Linked DNA regions of Homo sapiens: all the other regions are linked to region 1. A link is a contact called in ENCODE Hi-C data. All regions are on one chromosome and are shown on one strand. Each heading gives the region's core, a stretch centred on a gene start or an enhancer-like site at or near the end of the contact. The rest is flanking DNA. Distances are from core to core; before and after follow the strand shown.

What was found. A loop is a pair of places that touch in the nucleus more often than their neighbours do. Pooled maps may share reads with other maps.
Region 2: a loop to region 1 is called in a map of ascending aorta, with 5 times the contacts of the local background. The contact joins the enhancer-like site here to the promoter of ZFAND4 in region 1. A Hi-C loop is called at or near these places in 1 of 168 maps with a recorded cell type or tissue (ascending aorta) and 2 of 50 pooled maps.
Region 3: a loop to region 1 is called in a map of naive thymus-derived CD4-positive, alpha-beta T cell, with 8 times the contacts of the local background. The contact joins the promoter of TIMM23 here to the promoter of ZFAND4 in region 1. A Hi-C loop is called at or near these places in 1 of 168 maps with a recorded cell type or tissue (naive thymus-derived CD4-positive, alpha-beta T cell), 1 of 37 single-sample maps with no recorded cell type and 11 of 50 pooled maps.

Annotation. Positions count from the first base shown.
Region 1 is chr10:45,671,495-45,674,100 of GRCh38, forward strand. ZFAND4 (zinc finger AN1-type containing 4) reads right to left here and starts at 1,278. Exons shown (of 10, transcript NM_174890.4): 1 at 756-1,278. RefSeq lists a silencer at 861-1,580.
Region 2 is chr10:45,178,538-45,181,143 of GRCh38, forward strand. It overlaps the pseudogene ANKRD30BP3. Among named protein-coding and RNA genes, the nearest start is that of MIR3156-1, 16 kb to the left of the region's middle. Within about 2 kb of position 1,319, at least 2 of the 41 ENCODE cell types and tissues checked have a DNase peak (open chromatin) inside an H3K27ac peak, as active enhancers do; they include ascending aorta, where a contact is called at or near this core.
Region 3 is chr10:45,971,202-45,973,807 of GRCh38, forward strand. TIMM23 (translocase of inner mitochondrial membrane 23) reads left to right here and starts at 1,288. Exons shown (of 7, transcript NM_006327.4): 1 at 1,288-1,529. The coding sequence starts at 1,424. It also overlaps the pseudogene PARGP1-AGAP4 and the pseudogene PARGP1. RefSeq lists enhancers at 772-1,462, 979-1,108.

The DNA.
Region 1 (2,606 bases), core at 28-2,527:
CAGCCATAAAAAAAGGATGAGTTCATGTCCTTTGCATGGACATGGATGAAGCTGGAAACCATCATTCTCAGCAAACTGTCACAAGGACAGAAAACCAAACACCGCCATGTTCTCACTCATAGATGGGAACTCAACAATGAGAACACTTGGACACAGGGAGGGGAACATCACACACTGGGGCCTGTCGTGGGGAGTGAGATGGGGGGAGGGATAGCATTAAGAGAAATACGCAATATAAATGACGAGTTAGTCGGTGCAGAAAACCAACATGGCACATGTATAGCTATGTACCAAACCTGCACGTTGTGCACATGTACCCTAGAACTTAAAAAAAAAAAAAAAATCAATTCCCAAAGCATTTCTCTCATTTCTTCTGAAAAGTTTCTAAAAACACAACTCCAAGGATGAAATGGAAGTTAAAGGTAAACAGGCAATAGCGCTGAATACGTAATTTCAGTAACTCAGAATTTTCTCCAACCTCTGCTCTAAAGAAGCTTAGCTACAGAAGAGCAGTTACCTTTGAAACATTTTCCCCAACATAAAGATATCCGGAATGTGAAGCTGCCATTAAAACTGTGACACAGATCTACATTTACTGATACATCAAAACATCCCTAAAGTTCGAAATACGAGCTACAGAATCACATCAACCGCCTAACTTGTCTGTAGCCTAAACTCTAGTCCGGAGTTCATCTGCAAGCGGAATTGGGAAGTATTTCAGAGCCAGCATCTCCTCGCGCCATCCAGGTACCTACACACTTGAGGCCACCGAGTCACCTGCGCAGCCGTTGCTCCTCCAAGACCAATCCGGGCTCCCCAGACCCACCGGCCTGAATCTGGAGGACAGCAGTCCGCGTGACAACAGCGACTCGGAGATCAGCACCCGTCGGGAAAGCCGCGTACCCGTTGAAGCTGGCGTCACGCCCAAAGGAACAAACGCCAGAGCGTGTGTCCTGGGCAAAGGCGGCCCGCCGCTCCGGTCCCCGGGCAGCAGCGGCCGGCGTCAGGCCGCAAGGCGAGGGGCGGGGACAGGACTCTACCCGGCAGCCCAGCGCCGAGCGCCCGCGCCACTCCGGCCTTGCGCCATTCCGGCCCCACGACGGCCGGCGGCGGCAGCGCGGCTGGGCTCAGCGGCTCGCAGCCCGGGCGCCCCCCCTGCCGGCCGCTCGCTAGCTCAGCCTCACCCGCAGTCTTGTCCGCTGGCTCGCTCGCCCGCCTACAGGTCGACAGGGCCCAACGACCCGGCGAGCAACTTCACGGAAGGCACTGGCCGACAACGCTCCGCTGCCGCCGCGCCCCGCCCCTTTGTGACACCACCTACCAATCGCTGGACGGCGCTTTCGCTGCCCTCCAATCAGCGCGGGCGGGGGCAGGCCTGGCCCCCGGACGTGGGCGGTTGCCGGGGCGCCAGGGCCCTGGGGCCTTCTTGGCATTCGCTGGAGGTTGTGAGTTACGAGGCCCGGATGTTGATCTTTTATTACTAGCAACACTGGACCCCTGACTCGTGCCCACGCGGGCGTCTGGAGGGCAGCCGCATGGCCTGCTGGGAACGGCGGGGTTGAAGCCGGAGCCGCCCTCCGTGAGACCCACCGGGGATCCTCTTCCAGGCGCCTGATTTGCTGGAGATAGGCGATACAGGCAGACGCTGTCCAGTCGGTGGCCTCTCCAGAGTGAGGGGCGCTCCTGGTGCGTTTGGGCCGGCCTGTCCTAACAAATCTGCTTTAGGCTTCACCGTCCCCTAATGTTTCTGGCCTCAATTGCCTCATCTGGAAAATGGGGGCATTACCGTGCCTGCTTGAAGACAAAGGCGAAAACAGATAACTTTCTGTAGTCCTCATACAATTTACTGAGAACTGTAGGCCAGGCAATGGAGTAGGCACCCTGGGCTCAAATCCCAGCGTTGGGTAAGCCCAGCCACACCTCCTGCTCCAGTTTCCAAGCTGCTGAGCTGCGGTGTAAACAGTAACTGGCTTCAAGCCAACACCTGCCTTTCAACCTAACATGGGAGCCCACTGCCTCGTTCCGTTCCCCCTACCGATTTTCCAACTCCGTGAACCTCCTTCACTAAGTGGGTTACTCAGCTGACAAAGAATGTCATCTCACTCCCACTGCGGGTTCACTCATCCTCGACTTCTGGCTCAGAGGAGCCAGTCTAATATGAAACTAAACATCTAATCTGTGTCTCCTGTCCTCTCTCATTCTTCTGAGACCCTACCCACCAACTTATCTCCACAGTTCAACGAACTATTGAGCATACACTGGGGGAGTATGGTGAGGCACTGGGCATTGATTCACCAGTCTCGCCGTTGGTTCCTTCTGAAACTCCACATATGCTTAATGCTAAATAGATTGGAGACCTTTGAGGACAGAGCTATGATGGTAATCATCTTTGCATTCCTGAGCCTAGAATAGGGCCTGTGATGGAGACTTACTGAGTAAAAACCTTAGCGTTTCTCACCCTTGCCTGCCCACTTCATTCACACTGGAGAATTGACAGCATGGACCGTGGAGTCAGGCAGGTGTGTTTAAAGCCTTGCCTCCCAATACCAGAAGCTCCATTACCTGGCCAAGTCATTCATTCTTTACAACATCATCATCATTATCAT
Region 2 (2,606 bases), core at 69-2,568, 490 kb before region 1:
ATAATTTACTTTGAATATTGTTACAAATAATTTGCTCATAATTTCTATTTCAAGGCTCAAAGACTGTCATGTGGATAGAACTTTGTCCCAGAGAAAGATCATTGTAGCTATCTGTGATTTATTAGCTTTGCATTGGATCCCCATTTTTCAATTCATGGGGGGTGGCAGGGTTCATGTATAGTACAAAAAAAGTGAGTAGAGGAGAGAAACTTAGCAGCTGCGGTCAGGAGGGATGTGGAGACCAGGTTACCTAGGGCCTCTAAAGCCTTTGAAACAAAAATACTTTTATTCTGAGATAGAAACCTGTTGGAAAAATTTCACCAGGTGATTGAGTATGTGAGGAACTTTGATGTTGATTTGTGCTTCAATAAAAAAGAAGGAAAGCATTCCACAGCATAGAATTTACCACCACTAGTCCTGCCCACATATTTTCTTGAGACTTCAGTAAGTTGTGAAGCATTACAGATTCATTAGGGGACAAATGACTAGTGGGATGAATCTGGTGTCTAGTAAGAGAGTACCAGTTTGGCAGGAAGATAATACCTTCTTGTGTCCTTAAGTGGATTCAGTAATAAGCAGGAATGTGTACACATAAAGAAAATAAGCTGAACCAATATATTTGGTGATATTTTTGAAAGTAAATATTGTTAATTTGATAAGGTGATTTACAAATCAATAACAAACATGTCAGGTCACTGTGAGACAACTTCAAAAAAAATTGGCTGATCTCAATAAACAATGTGTGTCTGAGGCTTCACTAGAAGCTGCATCACATTACCACATTAATCTCAAAGTTGAGGTACAGGATTTAATGAAAAAATGATTTCGAATTGAAAGTCAAGTATGTATTAAAAGTAACATGCCAACAGTGAATCTATAGCTGGTGAAATTATATAAATTGTTTTATGATACTAATCTCCATGGGGAGACTTCTTTTATATGTTCATTATAATTAGTTGTATTACAATTTTATTATCATTATAATGTGCTTATTTTTAAAACTGTGGCTATAATTCTGCAATGTTTTTCTTATGATTAAAAATTTTCTCATAATATCTGCCCTCAAGAAGGTTAAAAATTATACATCATTTATCCCACAAGTTGAGAGACTATTCTTCGGATAAACAGTATTTTTCAGTGATTTATGTTGCCATGGTGAGGCAAGCGTTATTTAATCAGAGAAGAATGTTTAATGGAATATTCCAGAAAATTATCTGTCTGAGAGGCTGCCTTAAATACTTCCTAAAATGCTTGCTGAAAAGTCCGGCAAGATGAATATGACTTGGAGGCTGGGTGGCAGGCCGGTTTTTTGGAGGCCGGCCTAGAGCCTGCCTGCATGGGAGTCTGGTCGAATGACAAGTCTTCTGGCAGGGGGAGAGGCTTGCTGGAACGCTGATCGAAATGCTGGCTGCATGGAAGGCCGGTCTTCAGGCTGGCTGGCTGGCTAGGAGGCTGACATAGAGGCTTGCTGGGAGATTTGCCAAGAACCCGGGTGAGAGGCGGCCGACTAGGAGGCTGGCGGAGAGTCCGTGTGAGAGGGTACCTCAAATTCTTGCTAATTTTGCTTGCTGAGGGCCTGGTAGGCTGAGTCCGGCTAAGAGCCTGGTTGTACCAGGCTCGCTTGTTAGGAGGCTGGCTACAAGATCCCGTGAAAGCCTCACGGCTCTACTCAACAAATTTCTCTAGAAAGAGGCCGGAGTGTACAAGGGCTTCACTAGACCACACTTTTTACTGATGTTGGGCCGGATGTGGTGGCGATTAAGGGCAAGGGCGAGCGGCGGGGGCTGGGGCTGGGGCTGGGGCTGGGGCTGGGGAAGGGCGAGTGAGAGGAGCGGCCTCTCTCTTAAAAGGTGGCTGCAGCCATGCAGAGGCTTTCTGCCACTGCTGTCAAGGGCGTGACAAGCCTGGAGTGCCAGAGAGCCTTCACTCAGCTGGTCTACCACCAAAGACTCTTAAGTCATCCACTATAGGGATATCAGAAAGATGCACAGAGCTGCCTCCCGGGGCCACGCCTGGAAGCTTGCAGGGGATGATGTGAAGACGAGGACCATCGACCTGAACATAAAAGATGCGAAGAAGAGGCGCCGTGCCCTGCCTGAGCTGGGGCTGCAGGAGGAGGTGACAGCTGTGGGAGGATCGCCCCTTCAGCGTGGGGTGTGGTGGGTGTCCCCGGGACAAAGGCAGCAGGTGGAAGAGTGGGTCGGCAGCGGGGCAGAAATCTTGGGCCCCGGTATCTGGGCCTTCTTCCTGGGCAGGCCCCCAGTCCTGGGATGGGGGCGCCCTGCAGGGCACAGGGACAAGGCCTGCAGGGCAGAGGGACAAGGCCACCTTAAAATCAACCTCAAACTTTGGCTGCCTTCTCCTTCACTCCCACTGAGGCTGTTGGAAACGCTGGCTGCAAGGGAGGCTGGTTTTGAGGCTGGCTAGTCAGGAGGCCGCCTAAGAGGCTCTCTAAGAGGCGTACTGGGAGGCTGGCCACGCCATTGGTGGCATGGGAGGCTGATTCTGAAGCTGGTTGGCTAAGCGGCTGGCTAACAGACTTACCTAGAGGCTGGCTGGAAGGCTGGCCAAGGCGCGGGCTGCATGGGAGGCTGGTGTACTGAAGG
Region 3 (2,606 bases), core at 38-2,537, 300 kb after region 1:
CTCAGGTGATCCACCCGCCCCGGCCTTCCAAAGCGCAGGGATTACAGGCAAAACCACCGCGCCCGGCCTCCATTGCACTCCTGAAACACTTCTTACTTCCTCTTCATCTAACTCCTACTCATTCTACAGTCCTCAGAATAAGCATCTCATCTTCTGGAGGACTATTTTCGATTCCATAAATTCAGTTAGGTAAAACAATCTGTCTTTCATCTATCAGAACATCCATTACCTTTTATTATATTAACTTTTGCTATCGTCTATCTCTCCAGATAGATTTTAAGGTATGAAGGCAGAGGCCAAGTTTCTCTCATTCAACACTGTATACCAGGGACGGGTACAATGCCAGCTTAGACTAATAGCTCTGCACCCTGGGACCCAGAATCTGCACAAGTGAAGTTGTTTTCTTCCTATCTAGAGGCTGAAGCGCCCTACTGTTTTACATACACAATTAGATCTCCTTGACGACTAAGGCAATTTCTCAATCAAACCTGAAGAAGCAAACAGGTGGTGGAGTCTCCTGCCATTTTCCGCCCTGTGAGTGACTGCTCATCAGAGTTTCTCACATCAATCGCACTGGGAAAAATGCGGCCCCATTCACCCACTAGTGGCTTTGGTAGCTCAGCAAGTGGACCTCAGAGTGATGATGCACACAAGACCAGAAAGGAGTGACTGGAGTCCCTGAGACCAGAAGGTTCGGGCCGAGGCGAAGGACAAAGATTTTTATTTTCCCACGTACCAAGCGAGGTGGCGCTGCCTCTGTGCTGTCCCGCCTGCCCTGGGACGCAGGCTGGCGAGGACGGTGGGACCCTGAACTGCACGTGAGCGTCCTTGGGGTCGAGGACGCGCCTCTGCCTGCTCGGAAAGCTCCGGGCGTCCGAAGCAGCCGGCGAAGTTGTAGCGGCGCCCCAGCGGGGTCGCTTGGTGCAGGGTTCACAGCCGGGGCCCGCATTCATGCTGGGACCAGCAGCGCACTGTCCCCGGGCCGGCCCCGGGCGGAGAGCCTCATTTCACTAACCTGAGAGAGATGGACTGCGCGTCCTTCTCAGCGCCTGCCTGCACCATTCCCTCTCTGCCGCTGCCTGCTTCTGCAATTGCTGATCCGCCGGCCTCCCAAGTCAGGCCGTAAACACTCGCCTGCTTTCTCTCTTCCACTGGCACCCCACCTGCCTCAATGCGCCGCTTTGATTCGGGATTCGTTCACTTTCCCACCACCGGAAAGCTGCCGTCAGGCGCTTCCAGCTTCCGGGGCGCACATTGCCGCAAAGCGGAAGTGTGGCGCTTAACGGGAACCGGCGCCCGGAAGGTCAGCGTGTGAAGTAGGCGCTGGCAACGCGGGGTTACCCGCTGTTATTGAGGAGTAACGGCCCAGCGGACCACCCAGGCTTGAGGCAGCGGCGGGAACCACTCGGTTTGCTGCGATACCATGGAAGGAGGCGGGGGAAGCGGCAACAAAACCACAGGGGGATTGGCCGGCTTTTTCGGAGCCGGCGGAGCAGGTTACTCGCACGCGGATTTGGCTGGCGTCCCGCGTAAGTATGGGGCCTAGCTTGCGATTATTTCTGACTGGTTTTTGCGTCTACACTAAGTTGCGCGTCCCATGTTTTATGTTGTTGTTTTTTTTTTCCTTGCTGGCATTTACAAGCTTAAGTACCAGTGGTGGGGTTAGTGTATCTGCATGGCTGCTCTTTCAAGATAGAAAGGCCTAAAAAAGGGCCACGGATCTCCTGGGGAAGCTGTCCGTGATTGACCTGGACTCGCGAGATGATGCATGTTTTCTTAGGTTTATATCCAAGCCTCCTACGTTTTGTGTGTGGTGGGCCGTGTGATTGACCCTTGATTAAGAGTAGAGCCGAGCTTTGGGAGTAAATGTATTCCAAATAGCAAGCCCGTAGTTAACTTTTTAGTACACAGCGACATATTCTGAGCCTCCAAGTAGCCGTCAGGGCAGAATATTCAGTAATATTGTTTGTAAGTGAGAAATAAATGACTTGGGACAGGCTAGGAAACCTTCTTTAGGAGCTAGGAAGTAAGCTGAACTTTAAAGGTGATATATAGACATGAAGAAAGAAGCCAGGTAAGAATTATAGAAACGGAAATAGGCAACATCAAGGTATACAGAGGCATAAATATCTTGCCTTTGCCTCTCCTCGGTCTTGTGAAAATGTTTTCCAGAACTTTGGTACTTTGTAACTGTGGTTGTTCAACTAGATAAATACAACTTGGACCTAAAGATAGGCAGTTGGTCGTGGATAAAGCCTTTACGAAAGTACTTTCTTTTTAGAGAATCCTTGTAATATTTCTCTAGGTATTTTATACTAAGGAACAACAACAACGAAATATGTTCAGACTGTAGTGCAAAAAAATATAAAAGACCTTTCATTTCCCTGGTGTCACCTTTGTCAAAAAACTGAATCTACAACACATGGTGTTTTGTTTCGTTTTTTTGTTTGTTTGTTTTTAGAGTCAGGACCTCGTTCTGTCACCCATATTGGGGTGCGGTGGCATGATTATAGTTCACTGAAGCCTCGCACTCCTGAGCTCAAACAATCCTCCCCTCTAAGCCTCCTAAGTAGCTGGGACTCTAGGTACGTACCACCACGCCTGGC